Regions from separate parts of the Homo sapiens genome. Here regions 2, 3, 4 and 5 are each linked to region 1. The links are chromatin loops, found by intact Hi-C in ENCODE. Cell type or tissue: A673. All regions are shown on one strand.

What was found. Peaks named below come from ENCODE experiments on the same cell type or tissue, not always from the same donor. Only the 100,000 strongest peaks of a DNase experiment are listed, where the experiment ranks them.
Region 2: a loop joins it to region 1, with 5 times the contacts of the local background. A loop is called at or near these places in 19 of 110 quality-filtered maps.
Region 3: it touches region 1 in a loop (8-fold over the local background); 26 of 110 quality-filtered maps call a loop at or near these places.
Region 4: it touches region 1 in a loop (9-fold over the local background); 99 of 110 quality-filtered maps call a loop at or near these places.
Region 5: a loop joins it to region 1, with 5 times the contacts of the local background. A loop is called at or near these places in 14 of 110 quality-filtered maps.

What each region holds. Positions count from the first base shown.
Region 1 is chr5:17,187,133-17,192,132 of GRCh38, forward strand. All of the region lies in intron 1 of BASP1-AS1 (BASP1 antisense RNA 1), which reads right to left. Among named protein-coding and RNA genes, the nearest start is that of BASP1-AS1, 28 kb to the right of the region's middle. RefSeq lists a silencer at 3,148-3,442. In A673, CTCF peaks have their summits at 2,486 (motif pointing left), 2,688, 3,532 (motif pointing left) and 3,734; DNase peaks (open chromatin) are centred at 2,439, 3,539 and 3,869; H3K27ac peaks cover 4,523 bases.
Region 2 is chr5:17,130,762-17,135,761 of GRCh38, forward strand. BASP1-AS1 (BASP1 antisense RNA 1) reads right to left here. Exons shown (of 3, transcript NR_027253.1): 3 at 1-1,139. Among named protein-coding and RNA genes, the nearest start is that of MIR10522, 23 kb to the right of the region's middle. In A673, a CTCF peak has its summit at 1,939 (motif pointing left); DNase peaks (open chromatin) are centred at 2,050 and 2,160; H3K27ac peaks cover 3,239 bases.
Region 3 is chr5:16,687,461-16,692,460 of GRCh38, forward strand. MYO10 (myosin X) reads right to left here. Exons shown (of 41, transcript NM_012334.3): 28 at 2,364-2,459. Among named protein-coding and RNA genes, the nearest start is that of RETREG1, 73 kb to the left of the region's middle. In A673, CTCF peaks have their summits at 2,962 (motif pointing right) and 3,164; a DNase peak (open chromatin) is centred at 2,971.
Region 4 is chr5:16,789,081-16,794,080 of GRCh38, forward strand. The region is part of intron 4 of MYO10 (myosin X); the gene reads right to left. Among named protein-coding and RNA genes, the nearest start is that of MYO10, 140 kb to the right of the region's middle. In A673, a CTCF peak has its summit at 2,135 (motif pointing right); a DNase peak (open chromatin) is centred at 2,341; H3K27ac peaks cover 3,133 bases.
Region 5 is chr5:16,669,674-16,674,673 of GRCh38, forward strand. MYO10 (myosin X) reads right to left here. Exons shown (of 41, transcript NM_012334.3): 36 at 4,009-4,216; 37 at 3,016-3,152; 38 at 1,749-1,869; 39 at 853-1,305. Among named protein-coding and RNA genes, the nearest start is that of RETREG1, 55 kb to the left of the region's middle. In A673, no CTCF peak of the experiment used is centred here; no DNase peak of the experiment used is centred here.

The DNA of each region.
Region 1 (5,000 bases):
TGAGAAGATCCATATGAAGTGTCTAGCACATTTCTGGTGTAACTCAGTCGACGTTAACTATGATCACATTTGGGCTGCTCACTTGCCTTTTCAAATCCCCCACCATTTGAAAAATGTCAGTGTTCTTTGGCACCACACAACCTGCTCCTGACAGTTCCCAGCTTCCTTAACTCTGGGGCATGCATTTCTACCACAGGCCTGCCCCACTTTCTGGCAACAACCTCCTAATCTATCTGCTCCTTCTCCCTGCCTGGGTCACCTCCTTCCTGTCTACCATGTCCTTGTCTCCCCGTAGCACTAGCCTAGGACCCTCCAACCTCAGCCAGATAGTCTACTTTCACTGAGACCTACACAGTTTGTGGTGTGTACCTGACTCATCTTGTGTGACTGTCATGTTTATTCTGTGGTTATATTTTTCATAATTCTTCCATTATAAGGATCCATATGGGGCTGAACCACTTCCTATACCCCACCCGCATTCCCACAAGCTGGATCGCATGTGAAGAATCTGATAATCTCTCTCTCATCTGGAGATTTGGTCTTAGTTCAGTAATGCCCCTGATCCAGGGAGTTAGTTGTCTAGGACACAGACTTGGCAGGGAGGTGAGGTGGCACTTTTCAGTGGCCATGACTCTGTAGCTGGGAAGCAAGGAAGCCACAGGGTGGTCTTGATCATGTGAACCAAGCCCGTGAGCTTGGAGGAGGGGTGGCACAGGGCCTGTGAGCGGTGGACACGCTCAGCCATGTTTCTGTGCTTCTGAGTTTTAGGCTTGTTAAATTTTCTTGATGTTCTTTGATTTCCCTTTCTCCTTTCTTTAGTAGCTTTGGAAATTCCAGTCTGTTTCACTTCTGCTGAAACACAGCAAGGATAAGGGAATTTTCCCTGGTGTGGCTCCATCTTTAAGATGACACTTAACTTTGGGAGGCAGAATGCCAGGGGCAGAGGGAGTCCGACCGAGGGCTCTCTATGGTGATCCCCCACCTGTGGCACACAGAGGATGCCCAAGTCAGCGAGCTGAGACCTTCCTGTCCCAGGGACGTGTAGAGCCAGGGAATTTGGGGGAGAAGATTTGGCTTGGCTTGTGCCTTATCTTTCCCATCATTCTGAGAGGTGAAGTGGCTCTTTCTCAGAATGGAATGGAGAGGAAGGAAGATTCTTGTGGTTACTGGAGAATTAGAACATGACAAGGTACTCGCTCCATTTTGTTTGAGATTTTATGAATTCTCAAAATATCAGAGGCATTTCTATCAAAAAAAAGAGAAAGGTCCCCAAAAGGCAACTCTTGAGTGACCACCATTTTGGAGGATTTATTCATTCTTGTCTTGTAGGTGGGTAATAAAGAATAAAATATAATTGTATAATACTTTAAAAAGACTATACAGGCAGTTGGGAGTCCGTCCACCAGGCTCTGCTCACTCGCTGAAAGGCAACGTGATTTACTATAAGATGCTTAACTTTGCTGTATATTTCCTGAGGTTTAAAATAAGATCTGTACTTATCTTTTCCTTTAAACTGACATGAATAAGGGAACATTTATGTCAAATAATTTGAGCAACTCAAAGGAGCAAAGTGCTTTAAAAATGCCAACTGGACTGTGAAGTTTTTAGGTATTTGAGGAGATCTACAAAATGGACTGGAAAAAATGGGCATGTCTCCAGAAATCACCAACAGCTGTGCGTTTAAAGATAACTAAAAATAATATTTCATATTGAGAAATTGGAATATCGGGGTTGAGTAGACCGGAAAATAGGGAAGAAAAGGAGAAGACACAGAAAAAAAAAGCCTTAAAACTTCGTGCTTCAGCAGTTGAACCTCTCTTGATTATCATTCCCAGAATTCCATTCTACTTTTTCCATTTTTTTTTTTTTTTTGAGATGGAGTTTTGCTCTGTTGTGCAGGCTGGAGTGCAGTGGCACGATCTTGGCTCACTGCCACCTCCGTCTCCTGGGTTCAAGTGATTCTCCTGTCTCAGGCTCTGAGTAGCTGGGATTACAGGCGCCCGCCACCACACCCAGCTAATTTCTGTATTTTTAGTAGAGACGGGGTTTTGCCATGTTGCCCAGGCTGGTCTCGAACTCCTGACCTCAGGTGATCCACCCACCTTGGCCTTCCAAAGTGCTGGGATTACAGGCGTGAACCTCCGTGCCCGGCCTACTTTTTCCAGATTTGGTCATGAGTTTCCTAGGGCTGCCATAATGAAGGACTACAAACTGGGTGACCTAAAACAAGAGATCTATTTTCTCCAATTCTGGAGAACAGGAGTCTGAAATCAAGGTGTGGGCAGGCCTGGTTTCTTCCGGAGCTCCTTCCATCTCTCCCAGCTGCTAACAGTCCTTGGTGTTCCTTGGCTAGTGGACGCATCACCCCCCTCTCTCCCTCTGTCGTCCCACCGCGTTCTGTCTCTGCATCTCAGTGTTCAAATCTCCTCTCCTTATAAAGACAGCAGTCACATTGGATGAGCGCCACCTAGTGGCCGAAGTTTAACTTGAGGACAACTGCAAAGACCCTCCTTCCAATAATGTCACATTGGCATGTAAAGAGGGGTTAGGACTTCAACATATTTTTTCGGAGAAGACATACAATTCAACCCAAAACACTGACCAAAACTTCACTTTCCCTGGGCGACCCCAGCATGGCAAGTTCTCTGCGTGAATAAGGCAGTGGTTGTTTAACAGGCGTGCCAGGAGGCTCAGGGAGCAGGAGCTACAGGGACCTGCATTGTATTCTAAGCGACATGAGGGCGCCTTGCTGTAGTTTCTTTCCTGGGTCTTATCATGCCTCTCCTAGCTCTCAGTTGCTCTTCAGCTTGCAATCCAAGACATGTATTTGTAGTTTAATGAACAAATCATATACTTAAAAAAATGGGTTAGTTTAATCTTAAAAAATCAAAGGCTTTAAAAAAGGGATCACAATGTATGTTTCTAGCCTCTTGCATTCACCTTTACCTTTCCTCCTCCATCTGCTACAGTCACAAGGAGAGCATCCACTTGACCTGTAGTCAGGGAGCACTGCTAAAGGTTGTATCTTCACTCAGCTGCAGTCAGCTTGTGACCGCAGATGCGTTATGAAATTAAATGTCCTCCTATTTTAAAGCTTCTACGAGTCATTAAAATTTTTTTGTTTATGGATATCATCAGGAGTGGTAGGGTGGGAGGAGGATAAGGGAAAGAGAAGAGGATGTTTTCAGCTGAGCAGAGGAAGCAAAGTTTGACATTTACAAGACCCGCATGTTATCTCTGGCCTGACCGTCTTGGTTCACATTCTTGTGTGGGTTCAAGTTTCCTGAGCACATGCATATTGACCTTAGTAAGAGGCCAACTCTGGATTGCCACGAGTCAGCTAACTCCTGCTGCCAGAAAATGGATTTTTTTTCTTCAGCAAGAAGTGCCTTGTGCAATTTTTCCTAATCAGGTCTGAAAAATAGTGACCTCTCATTTTGCAAAAACAGTTCACTATTGACAATATTAATAAAAACACGTGAGTTTACATAAATTAAGGGTTTTGGGTCTATTTCTGTGTGCTTTGACTGCAGTGCCTCCTAGTGGACACTTTTATGCTATACAAGTTTCTCATGGTTGATTAGTACTCACAGAAATGTTAAGAATGCATTTGAACAAACTCATTGTTTTCTACAGTAGGTTCCTCTTTTGTTTCTTGTTAGGTTTTAATTTTTCCCCAGCTAAGGTTCACTTCAATACATGACCAAATTGTGTCTATGTACAATCCTCTGATTGTTCAGAGGAAATTTTCTACACCCCCCTTTTCCTCATCTTAGGAGAGAATTTAAAGAGAATAAAATGCGCGCATGAGTAAGTTGCCATAAGAGCTTTTAAACTGTGGTTGGTAACATGATATATGTATCTGGAAAACTAGAATGCTAAAAATACCGCAATAATGAGGCTTTAAAACTAAGATGATTATGACTTAAACATTTAAAAGCAGGGTAGGAATATGAACTCATTCAGCAAGAGTTTGACATCTATTCCATTCTAGAGGGCTTGTGGCAAGTATGTGGGGAGGAATGGCCAATCCCCAGATAAAGGCCACCTGCTTGTTGCTTTCCTGCCTGTGACTTTATCCCCAGATGATTCAGAGAAGATAGGCTCTCCAGCCGCCCGCATGTTCCCTCTCACTGTGGATGTAATTGGGGTTCAGGTGAAAGTCCTCACCTCACTTCCTGGTGTTGTAGCTTCAGGAGTCTGCAGGGTGGCAAAGTCAAGTGATTCGAGCCAGGATTGTCTTACGTGGGGCCCAGCTTTGGAGGGTTCTGAAAGCTCCTTGAAAGTGACTGTAAAGCTATGACAGAGATTCCCAGACTTCGAGATTTTACAAAGAAGCCAAGGAATAAAGAAAGCTTTTAATGGGGGATTAAAGAAAGATGCCCAATTTAAAAAACAACAAACTTTTTTCCCTGTAATAGCGTTAAAAATAAACTACTAACGGGCTGGGTGCAGTGGCTCATGCCTGTAATCCTGGCACTTTGGGAGGCCGAGGCGGGTGGATCACCTGAGGTCAGTAGTTTGAGACTAGCCTGGCCAACATGCCAAAACCCCGCCTCTACTAAAAGTACAAAAATTAGCTGGGCGTGGTGGTGCACAGCTGTAATTCCAGCTATTCAGGAGGCTGAGGCAGGAGAATCGCTTGAACCCAGGAGGCAGAGGTTGCAATGAGCCGGGATTGCGCCACTGCACTCCAGCCTGGGCGATGGAGCAAGACTCCGTCTGAAAAAAAAAAAAAAAAGGAATAATGAAACAGCTACCATCAGCTACCATCACCTACCATCACTGGTTCATAAAAGAAAGAATGCTTTAACACAAAAGACAAGACATAATTTTAAAAGCAAGGACATTTCTTCCCAGGAGAAAATATTTTATGTAAAAGGTATAATGTGAATATGCATGTATATACACATACACACGCACATCTGTCCTTACTTTTCTTTCATTTCACCACGAAGCAAAGAATAGTTTCTTGTGAACTGGCAGTTGTCTGTGGACTG
Region 2 (5,000 bases), 56 kb before region 1:
CATCCTGCTGATTGGTCCATTTTACAAAGCACTGATCAGTCCGTTTTACGGAGTGCTGATTGGTGCATTTACAAACCTTCAGCTAGACACAGAGCATTGATTGGTGCGTTTTTACAGAGTGCTGATTGGTGCGTTTACAAACCTTTAGCTAGACACAGAGCTGATTGGTGCATTTATAATCCTCTAGCTAGATAGAAAATTTCTCCAAGACCCCACCCCACTCGACCCAGGAAGTCCAACTGGCTTCACCTCTCACTAGGATTAGAGGTGTGAGCCACCATGCCTGGCCAGCAATTGTGCCTTTTAATCTGCTTTGCTTCCCTAATGCAGATCTTGGTCATGTTTCCTAGATGCCCATTTGACTGCCTTAACTCATGGCCAATAAAGTGGGGTCAGTGTTGAAAGCAAACCAGCAACTCCAATTGTTGCTGGCAGCAACTCCCTGCCCAGCTCTATCCTCCATCTGACTTTGCCTTTCTCCATCTCAGACTCTGGAGGCAGGAAGGCAGGGTAAGGCCAGAGATAGAAAAAGCATAGTTGCTGCTAGGGTAAATGTGGGGCAAGCACGGTTCATCGTAGTTCCCTTATAACAAAGGTAACAGTTGAGGATATTTATTGATTTGGTTCTCAATTGTATTCTCTAGATTAAAAAAATAAAAAGATTTGGTGAAAATCTCTTTCAGTTAGTTCTCTAGAAAACTTTTGGGTTTATGATGAGCAAAAAATAGGTACTTGGTTTCATTTGCACAGGCTTTGCCAAACTTTAATTGAATTCAGAGAGTTCTACAAATTGGGCAATGAATAATAATAATAATAAAAAAAGGCAGCTTCTGGCTTATTGTGGTATTCTGTTTAGCTCTATTAGCTGTCATTAGTAGTGAAGGAATAGAGGAATGGGACCTAACTTTATGGAGTGGCTTAGGTGGAGTTAGGGGAACACTGGGCAGGGTTGAGGACAAAGGAGGAGAATCCTGAAAACGAGCATGTTGCAAAGTCTACTTGCCCTTTAAGAGCTTCCTCTTCCACATTCCCGGAACCTGAGTTCAAAACTTTCTTTTCCTAAGACTTGAGGTTGCATCTCAGGAGGAATATGAGTCTTTCTTCCCAAACCTTTGCTTTATAATCAAATCGACTGAAACCTATAAATAAAGGTTAGTGTGGGTGGAGAGGGTACACTTAGGGAAATTCATTTTCTGGCATCACAGAATTATCTTAAATAATGTATAAGGAACCATTGGCTGTAGAGCTGTTATTGAACAATAACAGCAATATGCTCAGAGCACGATGCTGAGCTATATATGTTAATAACAAAGCTAACAAAAAGAAAGACGGCACTTGGTCCTATTTCATTTGCCAACTGGGAAATGAAATCATCAACATGCTTTATAAGTGGTTGGCTAGTTTTCATCATTTATATGTCAAATTTAAAAAAGGAAAACCGAGTTTTGAAGTATATTTTATAGACATTCTTCAGTAAATTTCACTTTTTACAAAACGGTATAGTTGGTCAGGCATGGTGGCTCACGCCTGTAATTCCAGCACTTTGAGAAGTTGAGGCGGGAGGATCACTTGAGTCCAGGAGTTCAAGACCAGCCTGGGCAATATAGTGACGTCTTCTCTAAAAAAAATAAAAAAATAAAAAATAAAAAGAAGCCAGATGTGGTGGTGCATGCCTGTAGTCCCAGCTACTCAGGAGGTTGAAGTGGGAGGATGGCTTGAGCCTGGGAGGTAGAGGTTGCAGTGAACTGTGATCATGCCACTGCACTCCAGCCTGGGTGACAGAGCAAGACCTTGTCTCAAAACAAAAAACTGTATAGTCAGTTAGTCAAATCTTGGTGTTTGCAGGGAGGGCTTGGTTTAAAACTCATTTTCCCTTGTAAGATATTTGCATATTCTAAATTAAAGATTACTCTGCTGCCTTTTTAGTACTAGGAAAAACAGAAGCCCTCTTGTGGTCAGATTAAAAAATACAAGCTGTGTTCCGTGAATCAGTTTCAGGGCTTAGTTTTAGCTAGACTAAGCCTCACTCAAACTGATTTTTACCAATGTTTTACCATTAGGAAAAATATAACACACATAAAAGAAGCAGTGTTTTAACATATACTCTGAAAGAATTGAGACTCTAAAAAGAAACAGATTAATTTTAACTGTAGCGGAAGCCGAATGACAATCACATCATATAGCTTTTGTAACTGTCCTCTTCCTGCTGTGACTTTATTGTGGGATTTTAAAATTAGGTGTGGCATCATAGTGTGATGATAATTACACAGCTTGGCTCGTTAAGGCCATAAAACATTGTGGATTTGAAAAGCAGTACACTCCTGTAGTTAGAACACAGGGGGCTGGGATCAGAACTGGTTTGGTTTGCACAAAATCAATTATTTCTCTCCTTGTGTCTCCTGCATTTACTTCTGGAGTTAAGAAATGGGTGTTTGGCCAACGCTTCTTTCTTCACTGGGCTCTGAGAAGCCTGTTCTTCGGTTTTCTACTCAAGCTGCTATCTGTAGGCCTGGCTTTGCTAAGCAACTCTTTCTTTTCCTAAAGATCTTTTGTTTTAGGGTATACTTTTCTGTTTTAAGGACATAATTATAGATTTGCAAGAAGTTGCAAAAAAAAAAAAAATGTACAGGGAGATCCAACATACCCGTCACCCAGCCTTGTCTGATGGTCATGTCCATATAACCAGACACATTATAGAAATTAGGAACCTGATATTGGTACAATCCATAGAGATTTAATTGCATTTACTAGCTTTACAAACACTCATTTGTGTGTGTGTGTGTGTGTGTATAAAGTTCTGTGCAATTTTGTCACATGTATACATTCATGTACCTGTAACTACAGTCAGATACAGAATTGTGGCCTGACACAGTAGCTCACATGTGTAATCCCAGCGCTGCAGGAGGCTGAGGCAGGAGGGTCGCTTGAGGCCAGGAGTTTGAGACCAGCCTGGGCAATATAGGGAGACCCTATCTCTACAAAAAAATTAAAAAACTAGTCAGGTGTGATGGCAGCACCTATAGTCCTAGCTGCTCAGGAGGCTAAGGCGGGAGGATCACTTGGGCCTGGGAGATCAAGGCTGCAGTGAGCCATGATCACGCACTCACGCCACTGCACTCCAGCCTGGGTGACAGAGCAAGACCCTGTCTCAGAAAAAGATACAGAATTGTGCCATTAGCCCAGGCTACCCCATTATGTCTACACCCAAGTTCTCTTCCTCCCACTCCTACCTGTGGCAGTCATGAATCTGTTTTCTATCGCTATAGTTCGGTTATTGTAAAATGTTATATAAATGGAATCATAACTTGTTGAGATGGACTTTTTTTTCACTCAGCATAATTCCCTTGAGATCCATTCAAGTTGTTGTCTATTCCATGGTATGGCTAGACCACAGTGTGTCTAACCATTTGCCCACTGAGGGACATTTGGCTTGTTTTCAGTTGTTTAGCTCTTGGGAATAAGAGCTACTATGAATATTCTTTTTTCTTTTTTTTTTGACACAGAGTTTCACTCTTGTTGCCCAGGCTGGAGTGCAATGATGTGATCTTGGCTCACTGCAACCTCCAGCTTCCGAGTTCAAGTGGTTCTCTTGCCTTAGCCCCCCAAGTAGCTGGGATTACAGGCATGTGCCACCATGCCCAGCTAATTTTGTATTTTTAGTAAAGACAGGGTTTCTCCATGTAGGTCAGGCTGGTCTTGAACTCCCGACCTCAGGTGATCCACCCACCTTGGCCTCCCAAAGTGCTGGGATTACAGGTGTGAGCCACTGTGCCCGGCCTGAATATTCTTATACAGGTTTTTGCTAAATTACAAAGTGTTGATAAAATAAATTAAAGAAGACCTAATAACTTTTTTTAAAAAAGAGAACTACATTTCTTCAGCATCAAGTCGTATTAGTTAATCTAAAACTTAGTTTCTTTGATGGGCTGGGCCCAGAGGCTCATGCCTGTAGTCCCAGCACTTTGGGAGGCTGAGGCAGGCCTATCACTTAAGGCCAGGAGTTCAAGGCCAGCCTGGCCATCACGGAGAAATCCAATCTCTACTAAAAATACAAAAATTAGCCAGGTGTGGTGGTGTATGCCTGTGGTCCCAGCTACTCGGGAGGCTGAGGCTTGAGAATCACTTGTACCCTGGAGGCGGAGGTTGCAGTGAGCCGAGATCGAGCCACCGCATTCCAGCCTGGGCAACAGAGTAAGAATCTGTCTCAAAAATAAACAGTACAATAAAATTAAAATAAAATTTAGTTTTGTTTTAATTGGCATGGCAGCCTCCTCATGATGGAAGTCTTCCTGGGCTCTGATCTTAAATCCTTACCCTTTTATTATATGGCAAGATTTATTATCGTTTATTGGTGTGGTTTAAATACTCAGATATGGACAAATAATGTAGAGCTTTTATCCTTGTCATTGTCCCCTTCCCTAAAGTGCTGTCTTAGGAATCAGTGGTTTTCTAGGAGTGAGGTGTGTCCTTATTCAACATGGTCCAACAGGTAGCCACTAGCCACCTGTGGCTATCGAGCCTGCAGCATCTTTGAGATGCGCTGTAAGTGTAAAATACAAACCAGGTTGGAAGTCTTAATATGAAAGAATGTAAAATATGTCACTATATTTTTATATTTGTTACATATTGATATTACTGGCCAGGTACAGTGGCTCACATCTGCAATCTCATCACTTTGGGAGGCCAAGGTGGGAGGATCACTTGAAGTCAGGAGTTGGAGATGAGCCTGGGCAACACTGTGAGACCCTATCTCTAAAAAATATATATAATAAAGAAAATGTATTAACTGGGCCATGGTGGTGGGCTCCTGTGGTCCCATCTACTTAGGAGGCTGAGACAGGACGATTGCTTGAGCCCAGGAGTGAGCTATGATCATGCCACTGCATTCTAGCCTGGATGACAGACAACATCTTGTCTCTAAACAAAACAAACAAAGCAAAAAAAGGAAAAATGAAATTATATTACTCTGGCTATATTGGGTTAAATAAAATATATTATTA
Region 3 (5,000 bases), 500 kb before region 1:
AAATATGAAAGAGACGCTAGGGTATCCTTCTCCTGCTGGGGGCTTATAAGACACAAAATATATATATACTCCTACTGTTTAAGGCAGAGGGGAAGTACTTGGTATCCAATGGCATGTTTAAGTTAAAAAAATGACACCATATGTAAAGGTAGGCTGTGCAAACGATTTACAGCAAAGCACTAAAATCTATCTCGCGTGCTTCCTAAGGGAGAAAAATGTGACTACAAGCTTGAAAATATTCAACATATACAAGAGATATGCATATCTCTTGTATACAACAAGGAAAACACTTTAATATAAATTTGCACTATCCATTCTGGTTAACCAAACAGCAAGACTTCATTGCTTTGCTCATCTCAAAAATATCCCAAATTAAACATTGAAAAAGACATACATTCAAGTTGTAGGAATCACATACACAAAGGCATCAAATTTGTTGCACTTTCAATTCTGTCTAGATTAGACTCTTAAATTTATAAATTTCTTCTCTTGAATCAAGTATAACTTGGAATCTGAAAAGGAATTTTTTTAAAATAGTGTTCCACTGGTCAGGAGAAAAAGTCCTTGGCTAAAATATTCCAAAGGTTAAATTTAGCAGGTTCATCGTGGCATAAAACAGACAGGGCAGCTGCCAAACGCTGGGCCTATAATTCAGCTGAAAAGCTGCAGGCATTCCCTGGGCCACAAACAACCACATGTGGTCTCCAGGAGTCCCAGACAGAATGATGGGCTATAATTCCAGGTTTGCTTGTTTTTCCAGTTTGTGTTAGAATTTATGGGTCTAAGCAGGTGTTTTAGTTTGTTCCCATGGGAAGAATTATTTTCTGGTGTCTTTACCCTTAATGTTGCTATCATGGTACTGTATCAACTCAGAAAGATTCAAAGGGCAAGGGGTAGTGAGGGGTCCTGAGAACATACTAGAAGGTCCTAATGATCTTGGGGCTGAGAATTGAAGAATTCGGCTATTGGATGTTACCCTCGTAAATTAAAAGACGTTCTCAGCCAGGAAGAGGCTCACGCCTGTAATCCCAGCACTTTGGGAGGCTGAGATGGGCAGATCATCTGAGATCGGGAGTTCGAGACCAGCCTGACCAACATGGAGAAACCCCATCTCTATAAAAAATACAACATTTGCCAGGCGTGGTGGTGCATGCCTGTAATCCCAGCCACTTGGGAGGCTGAGGCAGGAGAATTGCTTGAACCTGGAAGGTGGAGGCTGCGGTGAGCCAAGATTGCACCAGTGCACTCCAGCCTGGGCAACAAGAGAGAAACTCTGTCTCAAAAAAAAAGAAAAAAAAAAAAAAGATGTTCTCTGGCATTGCTCAGACACCTCCAGCATAACCCTGCAGACTCACAAACTCACAAGCTGCAGGAATAGACAGGACAGACGTTCCACGGTGTCAGATCCACAAGGTGACCCTGTGATCCATCACACTGAAGAGCAAATGCTAAGTCTCCTTAATTTTGTGCTATGTCTCCTCAGCACTCCAGCATGGAAACCTGAAGTCCAGGAAGCTACAGACAACTTGCCCCAGCCAATGAAGGCCTCCACCCTCTTCTAATCTCAGTCAAAAGTTAAAGCTCCTTAGGAGCAAATGTTTTTAAGAAGTTCAATGTCTCCATTCAACAGAATTGAGGTTGCACTGCATTACAAATGATACTAACCGTTCTCTGTACCCTAGTCTCTTATTCTGCAAAGTATGGATGATGGTAATAATTAATGTCTACCTTGCAGGATCCAAGAGAATCAAAAGAGTTAATATTTATGAAGCATTTAGAATACTTCCTGAAATACTTAGGTATGAAACATTTAGAATATTAGCCTGAAATATAATTGTGATTACTTTTGCACCAAGCTAATAGTAAGTTCTGTGTAAGTTAGTACCTCTTCCGTTGAATTCTTCAATATTAAGATCTTTAAAACCCCCCAGTGCCATAGCACTATCAGTTACTTAAACAGCCATTAGTTACTGCTCCCTGCCCTTTTTCGTCCTTATGCAAACACAAATGATTCACTTTCAAAGCTCAGAAGCTTCCAGAGGGTAGATTTTCAGCTTCATGCAGCTGTATAATTTACACACGCTACCGGTGACAGTAACAGCCTGAGAGACAGGTGACAATGGATCTGTCTAGTGGCACTGGAGGCTGGAAATCCTGAACTCTGTGCTGTACTTGAACACATTTGCCCAGGGAAAGATTCCCCAAGGGACAAGTGCATCAATCTCGTATGACTCTTGGTTCTTCAAAAAAAGTCAATTAAAATTTTTCAAGGCCAGTACAGTAAACAGTGCTCTGTGTGATGCTCACACCTGTGCATGAGGGAGCAGGATGTGGGTAACACAAAGTCAACAGCGCAGACTCACCTGGCATCTTCTGGGGACTCTGCAATCAGGTGGAAAGTCCTATCGGCCATAATGATGTCGATCCCATTCTCCTTGGTGGTGTTATCTATGATCTCTCTGCAAAGAAGCAAAAGCAACAAACGCACATCAGGAACACCAAATTCTGAATAACTGAGGAAAGCAACTAATGAAGCCAATGACTAGAGTTGGGAACTGTCTGTTACTGACGAAACGGTACACAGTTGGCTCTCCATATCTGCGAGTTCAGGATTTGTGGGTTCTGCACCTGTGGATTCAACCAGCAGCAGATCAAAAATAAAAATCCAATTTAAAAAATAATAATACTACAAATTAAAAAACAATACAGTGTAACTACTATTTACAATGCATTTGCAACATACTAGCTATTGTAAGTAATCTAGAGACGATTTGAAGCATGTGGGAGAATATGCATAGGTTACATGCAATGACTACATCCTTTTATAGCAGGAACTCGAGCATCTGGGGATTTTGATGGCTGCAGTGGGGTGGGGAGTGGGGTGGTGGTTCTGGAACCCGTCACCAAAAGACATGGAGGGACCTACAATGGTTTTTCTTTTAGCAATGATGAAGACACCCTCTAGGGGGAGCCAGTCTCATCTCTGCTGCCCAGGGAGGAGGCTGCTGGTGTGGCCAGGGATAGCAGGGTTCCCCTGACTTCTCTAGGGGAGAGGCTCTCTCCCCTCACACTGGTCTGCCCAATGCCCACCCCTGCTCAGGACCCAGACAGGCCAGGGGCAGCAGCCCCCACTCCTGCCTGCAACTTCCTTTGGACCCTTTCTCAAATCTACAAAAGCCAACCTCGGCCCGGCGTGAGCTCTTTCCCTAATTCATCACAGCTCTCTCCCAGCTTAAGGCCAGGGCATCTGCGTCTGAATTCTGCTTGAGATGTGCACATTATTTCCATCAGGGGTGCTGGGAGTGAGGCGCAGGATTTGGGGTGTTTGGTCTCAATACCATCTTGATCTCATCTGCAACCCTCCCTAAACAACACTAGAGAAATAAAATTGGTGAACCAGGTTAACAAAATCAGGGTAAAACAGCAGCAGATGTTAGGATCAGACCAGAGATAGTAATACGTTTGATGAAGAAGGGTTTGGGGCATAAAGCCAGCTTGCTCTGATAACTAAAGAAGTGCAAATGTTCGGCCGGGCGTGGTGGCTCACGCCTGTAATCCCAGCACTTTGGGAGGCTGAGGCGGGCGGATCATGAGGTCAGGAGATCGAGACCATCCTGGCTAACACGGTGAAACCCCATCTCTACTAAAAATACAAAAAAATTAGCTGGGTGAGGTGGCAGGTACCTGTACTTCCAGCTACTCGGGAGGATGAAGCAGGAGAATGGCGTGAACCCAGGAGGTGGAGCTTGCAGTGAGCTGAGATCGCGCCACTGCACTCCAACCTGGGCGAAAGAGTGAGACTCCGTCTCAAAAAAAAAAAAAAAAGTACAAATGTTCACAATAAAACATGTATTTTACAGCAACAAAACTAAAATAGTCTGGTTAGAAAATAAGTATTATCTGACCTCATAGCTAGAATCACTGAGATGAAATATTTAAAAAAAAATCAAGATCAGGGCCGGGCGTGGCGGCTCATGCCTATAATCCCAGCACTTTGGGAGGATGAGGCAGGCGGATCACTTCAGGTCAGGAGTTTGAGACCAGCCTGGCCAACATGGTGAAATCCCGTCTCTACTAAAAATACAAAAATTAGCCAAGCTTGGTAGTGCACACCTGTAGTCCCAGCTACTCGGGAGGCTGAGGCAGGAGAATCACTTGAACCCTGGAGGCAGAGGTTGCAGTGAGCCGACATGGTGCCACTGCACTCCAGCCTCAGTGACAGAGCGAGACTCTGTATCAAAAAAAAAAAAAAAAATCAAGATCAGAACTACTGCTGACATCACAAGAGGACAACCAGCTACTCTAAGCCTTCTTAACAGAAATCAATACCAACACAAGTGAAGCACTCTTAAACAGAAAGAAAACCTGAACTCGATCACTCTCTAGGTCTAATGACCAATTCACAAGAAACAAATGAGAAAGAGAAACACGTTCAAACACATGCCCATATAGGGTTGGTGAAATCTAGAAACCATGGGATAAGCGAGCTAACATGTTCCATTACAAACAGCAAGTGAAAGAAAGGCAGAGGGGCATCTATACATTAAAAGAGACTTGAGTGATCTAAAAACCAGTGACAACATCTAGACCTCATTTGGATTCTGACTTGAAGAAAATAACTATAAAACCAACCCAAACCAACAAGAACACTACCACCTCCACTTATAAGGAAACTGCAGGCCAGGCACAGTGGCTCACGCCTGTAATCCCAGCACTTTGGGAGGCTGAGGTGTGCGGATCACCTGAGGTTAGGAGTTTGAGACCAGCCTGGCCAATATGTGAAACCCTGTCTCTACTAAAAATACAAAAATTAGCCAGGCATGGTGGTAGGCACCTGTAATCCCAGCTACTCAGGAGGCTGAGGCAGGAGAATCGCTTGAACCAGGGAGGCAGAGGTTGCAGTGAGCCAAGGTTGTGCCACTACACTCCAGCCTAGGCAACAGAGTGAGACTTGGTCTCAAAAAAATAAAAATAAAAATAAAAAAATAAGGCCACTGCAG
Region 4 (5,000 bases), 400 kb before region 1:
TGGCAGTTTTCTAGATCCAGCCCATGTGTCAGCAAACAATGGTCCTCAACTCTGACCTGCTGCCTGTTTTTATAAATAAAGTTTTATTGGAACACAGTGCAGGCTGTGCGTTGCATACTGAGTGCTTTCACACTACAAGGGCAGAGTTGATTAGTTGCAACAGAGGTGCTTTCGCCCACAAAGCCTAAAATATACACTCTTTGGCTCTTTACACAAAACTTTTTGCTGCCATCTATAACACTACTTAGAAATCAATTCCCTTGATCCACATGATTTTCTCAAAATATAAATCGGATCATTCCTTCAATTGTTAGATGAACTTGGGAAACTTCTCTACTGCCTAAAAGATTAACTCCAAAGGTCTTAGCAAGCCAAACAAAGCCCTTTTGTTTGGAAGCTGTACCAGAAAGTAGGATTCTGTTCTGGAAATACAGACTTCACTCATGCCTGTAATCTTAGCACTTTGGGAGGCTGAGGCAGGCAGATCATTTGAGGTCAGGAGTTGGAGACCAGCCTGACCAACATGGTGAAACCTCATATCGTAAAAATACGATAAAAAAAAGTTAGCCAGCCATGATGGTGCACGCCTGTAACCCCAGCTACCTGGGAGGCTGAAGCAGGAGAATTGCTTGAACTTGGGAGGAGGAGCCGAGATTGTGCCACCGCACTCCAGCATGGGCAACAGAGCAAGACTCTATCTCAAAAAACAAACAAAAAACAGAAATACAGACTTCACAGGCAGAGAGACTGAAGTTCAAATCCTATGTTTGTTGCCAATAGCTAAAGTTTCTTCAGCAAGCCAACCAAACAGTTCTGGGCCTCGGCTTCCCTACAGAAAATGCCTCTTGGGCCCCTCTGAGGAATACACAAGAATAAGTCTTCTCGATGAATTTCAGTTCCTTTTTCTTTGTGTTTCCCACTCCACCTCTTTCATCTGCTATATTACAAGAGCACGCCCCCATGCCTTATTCTGCTTGGTGCCTTTCTAATCGAGGATGCAAGTTTTGTTCCGCATTCCAACACTATCACCTCTAAATGTATTTCTAGAAATAGAAAAAGACCAAACACTCAATTACCAGTCCAGGACATGGTTAAGTAGAAATCACTCAAGTTTTGAAAAACCAAAACACACAAAGCAAGCAAAGATCCTGAACCAACAGTCATTCTGTATATTCATCCTTTGATTGGCAGCTGTTGAATGCTGGTCCTCTCCCAGACACTGTGCTGGGTACCAGGCTGCAAAGATGAATTAGCCACAGGCCTTGTCTGTATTATACACCTTAAGAAGTCATATGTACTGCAAAGACCACATGATATGGTTTGGCTGTGTCCCCACCCAGATCTCATCTTGAATTGTACTCCCATGGTTCCCGCCATGTTGTGGGAGGGACCTGGTGGGAGACGACTGAATCATGAGGGTGGTTTCCCCATGCTGTTCTCGCAGTAGTGAGTGGGTTTCATGAGATCTAATGGTTTTATCAGGGGTTTCTGCCTTTGCATCTTCTTCACTGTCTCTTTGCCTGCTTCCATCCATGTAAGACGTGACTTGCTTCTCCTTGCCTTCCACCATGATTGTGAGGCTTCCCCAGCCACGTGGACCTGTAACTCCAATTAAACCTCTTTCTTTTGTAAATTGCCCAGTCTCGAGCATATCTTTATCAACAGTGTGAAAACGGACTAATACACCATAATAAACTAAACCCTGTCTGGCCTATACGGTGTATGAAAAACTAGAGTCAATGTCAAATGTACTAGAGATCAACCAAAGTCAAACACTGACCTTATGAGATGGAAAATTCAAGTAAGTTTTAAATTTATATATATATATATATACACACACACACACACATATATTCAAAACTGTAATAGCATGAGCATTCATTTAAATGTACACAAAAATGGCAAAATTAAAACTAGACCTTAAGAGAGGCAACAACCTTGAAAATGAAATCAAAGGAAGAGGCTTGGACTAGAAGCCCAGGGACCTGGCATTGCCACCAAGTAGCAGAGGAGCCTATCCAATCGATGTTCACTTATAAAGCGAGAGAAAAATTGATCTATGAAGTCCTATATAATTCAAACAGGCTTATTTTCTCAAGCATGAGAATGTTTTTAAAGTAGTAAAACACATTTTAGCCAGCAGGGGGCAGATCATGCCCAAGGAAATCTAAACAGGGCTCCTACGTCCAGCAACTCCTATTTCTATATTCCATTTTCTCTTAATTCCCACAGCTTCAACCCCCACTTTAAAAAACTGCTGAAGAGAGCTATTAAAACTAAAACACATTTTAATGAGAAATCTATTCTTAAAGTCTCTGTTTCCTGAATTAATTTAGATAAATACAGTTACTCTGTTCACATCAGCATTGCATAATTGGAGCTTTCTGTTTGGGATCCACCCCCCTCTCCCCCTTATTTTTAAATACCATGAAAATGCCAACCTCCTTCCGTTTTAATACATACATACACACACACACACACATACACATATGCACAATGATCTCATTTGATGTTTCGCTTTCTTCTTTAGCGGCTCTGTCTAGCAAATGATATATTAGTCATGCTCTCATTTTTTCCACTGAATGTAATAAATACAAGCAATTATCAATGGCAATTATTTAAGGATCTAAGTGTGGACACCAACTTGATCTGTTAAAATAGATTGTTTTCTTCCCTTCTGTTAATCTTCTTAAATTATATTCTGTATGCTGAAATAATGATCTTTAAATTCTAACTCCAGAACTTTTATGAAGTCATTTAGAAGAGCCCACAAATAGTGGTTCTAGTCACAGATTAAATTGTTTTATTGGGTATGTGAATCTTAAAAGCTGTTTCTATATTAAGCAGCCGCTTCATTTCGATTAACTGCAAGCCGTTATGATCCCTATCTGTTTAACTGAATACACTGACAGTCCCTCTATCCAAGTTGTTTCTATGGCCCAACACATTATTAGTCCTGTTAGACTTTAGGTAACGAGAAGACAGTACCTCTGCCCATATGCTCCCCTCCTGTTAGACACACACATACATACACACACACACACACACACACAGAGAGAGAGAGAGAGAGAGAGAGAGAGAGAGGGAGAGACAGAGACAGACAGAGACAGAGACAGAATTCAGCTGTTCATATACATGTAATCCCCATTTGTTTAAAAAAAAAAGGAACTACAAAAAAGATAACGGGTAAAAACTGCCAGTGAGAAGAACACAACCCCTGCAAATGGCTTTCCGTGTGTGGCACCTGCAGATATCATCATAGAGCACCCAAATCAAAGGGCTGTCAGGGGTTTCAATGTGCCGATGCCTGGCAAGCTCTTGGCACAGAGTCCAACACGCAGAATCCTTCAGAAACCATGAGCCATTATTTCTTATCCATCCTCAATCAGCTCTCACATGGGATAATGCTAACATTCTCCATCCATTTCCCTGCCCCAGGGTTTCAGAGGGGCCTCCTCTGGCACCTCTGTCCTCCCCCAACCCCAGTCCCTCCCCACAGGAGCGGGGGGCGGGGGGCTGCTCTAAGTGCTCTGGGGTGAAAGGAGAAAGGCAGCACCTGCCTGCTTTTCTCCACCATCTGGGAATCAGTTTCCCACAGTCATCATGGCCACCAGTTACCTGGCTATACCCATGACCAGGTGGGTCTGTCTGTGTGATTCGGGGCTGCAGTGCTCACAGGCCCACTTGGCTGGGAGTCTTAGGCTGACATATGGCTCTCCATATGTCTCCTGTGGTCTTACTTCCACTGAATCGGAAATCCGGAGAGAGGGGTCTTTTTAGTGTCCCCCCCTCCCCCGACATCACCCGCCAAATCCAAACCACCCTTTCCTCTCCCTTTCCCATTCCTCCTGAAATAACATAATAACTATTCTGAGGAAATAATATAATTATTCTGAGGACGAGAGCCAAGTTGCCACAAGTTGGGACTAGAAAGCCATCTGAAGCAGATGTCGGAATCTTCGTTCACACTGGCAGCTTTACAAGACTGTGGCTCCTCAGTAACAACTATACCCCGTGAGTGAACTCCTGCGAGGAGAAATGAATGAAGAAATGCTTGGCGCCTCCACGGAAACCTCACTAGAAGAGACTGACATGCATCCCGTCTGCTCTGAGTATCACCCAGGGGTGTGAGGATCATCACTAGAGCACAGGTCCAATAGAAATAATTAACAAACTCCAACAGGATGTCAATAGCATACATGTGATGAGGTCAATTTGAATGTTAATAATAAAAATTAAGAAATTTTATTTATTTATTTATTGAGAAGGAGTCTCACTCTGTCACCCAGGCTGGAGTGCAGTGGTGTGATCTCAGCTCACTGCAACCTCCACCTCCGGGTTAAAGTGATCCTCCCATCTCAGCCTCGCAAGTAGCTGGAACTATAGGCATGAGCCACCGCGCCTGGCTGATTTTGCATTTTTAGTAGAAATGGGGTTTCATCATGTTGGCCAGGCTGGTCTCCAACTCCTGAACTCAAGTGAACCACCCTCCTTGGCCTCCTAAAGTGCTGGGAGTACAAGTGTGAGCCATTGTGCCCAGCCAATAAATATTTATTTTAAAAATACTCGCCGGGAGCGGTGGCTCACGCCTGTAATCCCAGCACTTTGGGATGCTGAGGCAGGCGGATCACCTGAGGTCGGGAGTTTAAGACCAGCCTGACCAACACAGAGAAACTCCGTCTCTACTAAAAATGCAAAATTAGCTGGGGTGGTGGCGACGCATGCCTGTAATCCCAGCTACTCGGGAGGCTGAGGCAGGAGAATCACTTGAACCCAGGAGGCGGAGGTTGCAGTGAGCTGAGATCGCACCATTGCACTCCAGCCTGGGCAACAAGAGCGAAACTCCAACTCAAAAAAAAAAAAAAGAAATTCTACTACTTTTTTAGACAGTTTCTAGTAATAAAGGAGCTGATATTGGGGCTCCTAATAGTTTCTTTGTAAAAGCGAGTACGACTCAGCTAAAATAGACATGCCAAGTGCCTTCTCACCCACTAAAAAAA
Region 5 (5,000 bases), 520 kb before region 1:
AAACATCACCTAATGAAAAGCCACCCACGGATTCTAGAATTTATAATATTTAGAATTTTATACAGCCTCAATATAAAGTCATCAGATATACGCTGAATTACTGTGATCATAAAAAATGGAAGCTAATCTAGACGATGAGCTGGCACACTTATCTGTTAAGGGCTGCATAGTAAAGATTTTTAGACTTTGTGGATCACATGGTCTCTGTCACAACTACTCAACTCTGTACAAAAACAGCCAGGGAATATATCTAAAGGAATGAGCTTGGCTGTGTTCCAATAAAACTTTGTTTAGAAAAAAGGAGGCAGGCAAGATCTGACCCACAGACCAGTTTGCCAAACTCTCATCTAGACAATTAGTAAGATTTCTTTTCAATAAGCGGTCTACTTAAAACAAAACAAAAATCAGTACTGGGTTGATGCCAATGGCTAAATTCCATTACGAGATAGACATTCTTCCTTTCAAACAGATGGCTGTAAAGAAAAAACAAAGTAAAATGCAAGTATATCCAAAGTTTCTAATTTGTATATACAGCTATAACATTTTTTTAAATGTAGATTTTTATCAGTGTTTAAAAAATTAGATCTATAGCTTCCCTAAGGAAGGGTAGAAGAATAGATGACATCTTAATTTTGCATTCATTCCTAATATTACAGATGTGTTTACTACACAGGAGAAGAGAAACTGTGAGGAGAAGGGAGGCGTTAATGGTACAATTCTGGGGGCTCGAATAAAAGAGGTTGAGAGAGCAAAATGCTCCATCTTGTCTTCTCTCCACATGAACTTGGCCGTGATCCATGTTCTCAGATGCCAGCACCCAGCCCACCCCAACACACGGCAGCCAGTTCTCACCTCCACATCAAACAGCGTCGAGCCATAGCCAGGCCACTCCTTGATCAAGGCCATGTACTTGGCCATGGCCTGTTCCTGGTTCATTCCCTGAAATTTCCTCCACTTGTCAATGATACTGGCTCGAGCAGAGGAGACTTCTTCCTTAATCCACATGTCCAGCATCTGCTCCTCCTCGACCTTCTGCCGGACCACGGATCCTGTCCGGAAGCTCCGCCTCAGGGTCCCCTCTAGGAAGCTCGTCCGCCTCTTCTCCAGCCGTTCACAAGGGGTGAAGGTTTTGGTTGACTGGCTGATGCGGGCCTTGAGTCTCTGCAGGGAATAAACCTCTTCGAGAGGTGGGATGGCAGCGTGCAGAGTATAATCCCCCTGCAGATACTGGAGTCGCAGGGCAGCAAGAACCTGGAGGTTTTCTTCCGGGGCTGGATGGTGGCCATGGATAACCGCTTCGTGGGCCTGAAAGGAGACAGTCAACAGCTTTCCGGTCAACGCACTGCCATGCCATGGGATGCCCACGTCGCTTGCTCCCTCACTTCATGAGGGTTTCTCTCAAACTCACCTTCCCTGACTGCCCTGGCTAAAACTGTACCCTCACCCCTGGCTCACTGCTTTAAATTTAATTTTCTCCCTAGCACAGATACCATCTAACACACGTCACATATTTTATTCCTTGTGCTCTCTCTCCTGTCAACTAGAACAGTCCCTGGAACGGAGGTTCAAATAAAATGTGTAGCAGGTTTCATTCTACAAACGAATGAAAGAGCAGCTGGTCTTGTCTTTGCTGGGAAATCCACAGGTGTGCCTCATTTCTAAGTACCAGTTAACTTACAAGGCTAAGTATTAACAGGTTTCACCCTTGCTTGCCGGCAAAGAAATCTGTTTCTAACTATTCCTTTTACCTGTTCAAACATAAATGCAAACTCCACACTGTCTTTTGGCACGTTGTCTGTGTCCAGGAAGCAGTAAAGTTTGAAGTAGAATTTCCATGGCAGGTCCCCAACCTCGGATGTGGCAGCCAGCCTACAGAGAGGAGTCAAGAGAGGCTCAGAATATGAACGAGAAGGGCCTTCAGTGACCCGCAGGGACCTGACTTTACATGGTGTATTCTAAGGACACAGACATTCTGTCCGGGCCCAGAAAACAGTGGATAGAGATGGGGATAGAGGAATAAACAGAGTGAAAAAACGTACTTTCATCCTGATTTTGCTTTAAGAAAACAAACAGGCAGCCCCTAGTTTAACCAGCTAACAAGTGTTTTCAGAGAGCCGCATTCGAATTAGTACCAGCTAAGCATTATGCTGAGTCCACGGGAAGAAAAGAAACAAAAGCCTGTTTCTTTATTACCTTTACCAAGCCTCAGATACATTATGATAACATTTATAAAAATTGATGTGAATACTCTTGTATGAGGGCTGTGTTTATACTAAGCAGGAATACCTTCGCGCTACTTCGAGGATATGAAGTCACAGATCAAATAGCGTAGGTCTACAGGCCAGGTGCAGTGGCTCACGCCTGTAATCCCAGCACTTTGGGAGGCCCAGGTGGGCGGATCACCTGAGGTCAGGAGTTTGGGACTAGCCTGACCAACATGGCCAAACCCCATCTGTACTAAAAATACAAAAATTAGCTGGGCGTGGTAGTACATGCCTGTAATCCCAGCTACTCGGGAGTCTGAGGCAGGAGAACTGCTTGAACCCAGAAGGCAGAAGTTGCAGTGAGCCAAGGTTGCGCCACTGCACTTCAGCCTGGGCAACAGAGCAAGACTCCATCTCAAAAAAAAAAAAAAGTAGGTCCATTTTATATTGTAGACATAACACATAGTTTAAAGAGTTTATAAGCTGGCTTCAGTCAATCAGCCCAATTTCAAAGCTAATGACAACTGGAAACCTAAAAAATCAAGAAATACCCAGACGGGTCCAACATGGAACTGAGAAAAGGAATGGGGTAAAAAACCACTGACAAGTTACATCACGTAAGACCGTAGCTTTATCTAGGAATCGAGAAAAATAGCGGATATGCAAAGTTAAACAGGCATCAACACAGGTAAAATAAAACTAACTCCAATACAGCGTGAAGCCACAAATGGAATGGGAAGCTCAAACCCTGAACCCTGCTCTGCAATTTCTCTTATTTGCTCTTCTGACACAGTAGGGAAAAGGAACCTACTTTTCAAACTTGGCTAAGACATCAGCTACGACGGTTCGACTTTCAATGGCTTTGTCGACGTGGCCGTTGTATTCAAACAAAGCAAACATGTTCCTGCTGTCCTCCATGGCCAGGCCTCGGATCAGCTTCTCCACCACCTGGAAGACACACCAGGGGGACTTCAGTTCCACAGGCTGCGGCCCCAACACGTGTTCCCAGAACGTGCCATCACCTGATCCCAGAGGGAGCTGCTGGCACAAGGGCGTCTCCAGCCTCCTAAAAATGTTACCCGTGTGGTCATCCCAGAATTTCAAAAGTACTATTTTCCCTTTGTTCTCTTGAGATTAGGTTTATCTCTTTCTTGCTGAAAATAACTCAGGGTATTTTGCCCATCGGTAGAGGCAGATGCTGGGCTGATTTCTTGCAAACCTATATTAACAGGAAAAGCGGGTGAAAAGCTTCAGTCCTGTCTTTTGGCTGATAAATTTATGAACTCCAAGGAACAACAGAGACTCCAGATGACGTTTTTTTTTTTTCCATAAGAAGCCTTGGGGGGTGGGGGTCGGGGTGGTGGTTATTGGATTACCACCCTTTTGGCCAACTGGTTTTATAATAGTAAGTTCAAATTTTAAAAAGAAAATGTGTTCATCTGATATTCATCTAGCTAGTCACGTGCAAACAAACACTTTGTTGCAGAAGCACTGCAATAAACCCTCATCAAAGTGGCTGGACCTGAGCCAGGTCTGCAGCTCTGCTAGACACTCAGCTGCTTCTCAGATTAGCAAGATTATGTCTCAGGTACTTTATCTCTGTGTTTCCACTCAATATATATATTTTTATCTCTATATTCGTGTGGTTGCTTCTGGGTTACATGCATTTCCTTAGTATTGAGAGCTGTACTAAGCAAACTGCAACTGTGCAGGACAGCCACTCTAATGCTGCACAATGTTCCTGACGCAGGTGTATCTGCAGCAAAGGCATCTAACAGAACAAGCAGCAGCTGCCTCTCCTCACCTCCCCAGCGGTGGTGTGGGAGTTGATGGTGATCTTGCAGGAGCCGCCGCCATGGCAATAGACCGTGGATGTCATTTCCTGCCTGTGGATCAGAGCTTCTATTTCATCTCGGGAAGGCACAAACTCTCGGCATTTGGTTTTCTTAAGAGATTCGTAAGTGAAGAGAGCGTATTTTTCCATCTCGCTTCCTGGAAACTGTTCCCGTATCCTAGGAGGCAAACACTAACTGTTAATTTTTAGACTGATGGGGGCTGGCTGCTGGGAGGAACTAGGCTGTGCCAAGGTTCTGTAGACCAAAGCAGTGAATGGTCCCCCACTGGTGAATGGAGCAAGCACCAGTGACTTCTTGGCAAGGGCCCGCTTCATTTTGTGCAGTTCAATTTAAATACAAAAAACCCCTAAAGAGCCAATGTCTCACTGGGAGCAACTGTGCTGCCAACTCACCTCTGCAGCGTTGTTAATACTTGAAAGAGTCATGCCTCATCCTATCATATGAAAATTCTTGGCCGGGCGCCGTGGCTAACGCCTGTAATCCCAGCACTTTGGGAGGCCGAGGCGGGTGGATCACCTGAGGTCAGAAGTTCGAGACCAGCCTGGCCAACACGGTGAAACCCCATCTCTACTAAAAGTACAAAAAATTAGCCAGGCGTTGTGGCGGGCGCCTGTAATCTCAGCTACTCAGGAGGCTAAGGCAGGAGAATCGCTTGAACCCAGGAGGCAGATGTTGCAATGAGCCGAGATCATGCCATTGCACTCTAGCCTGGGCAACAAGAGCAAAACTCTGTCTCAAAAAAAGAAAAGAAAAGACACTTCTTTTTCTATAGCTAATCAAAATCTCAATTAGATTGTTTCTATCTCTTTGATCTGGAACAAATATCCAAGTTTTTTTTTTTTTTTTTAAATATAGAGCAGTGGTAATTAATTGATCCAATGTCCTATACATTAGGACATTACACCAACGGTGACTTGGTCCCTGAAATAACCTTGTGTGA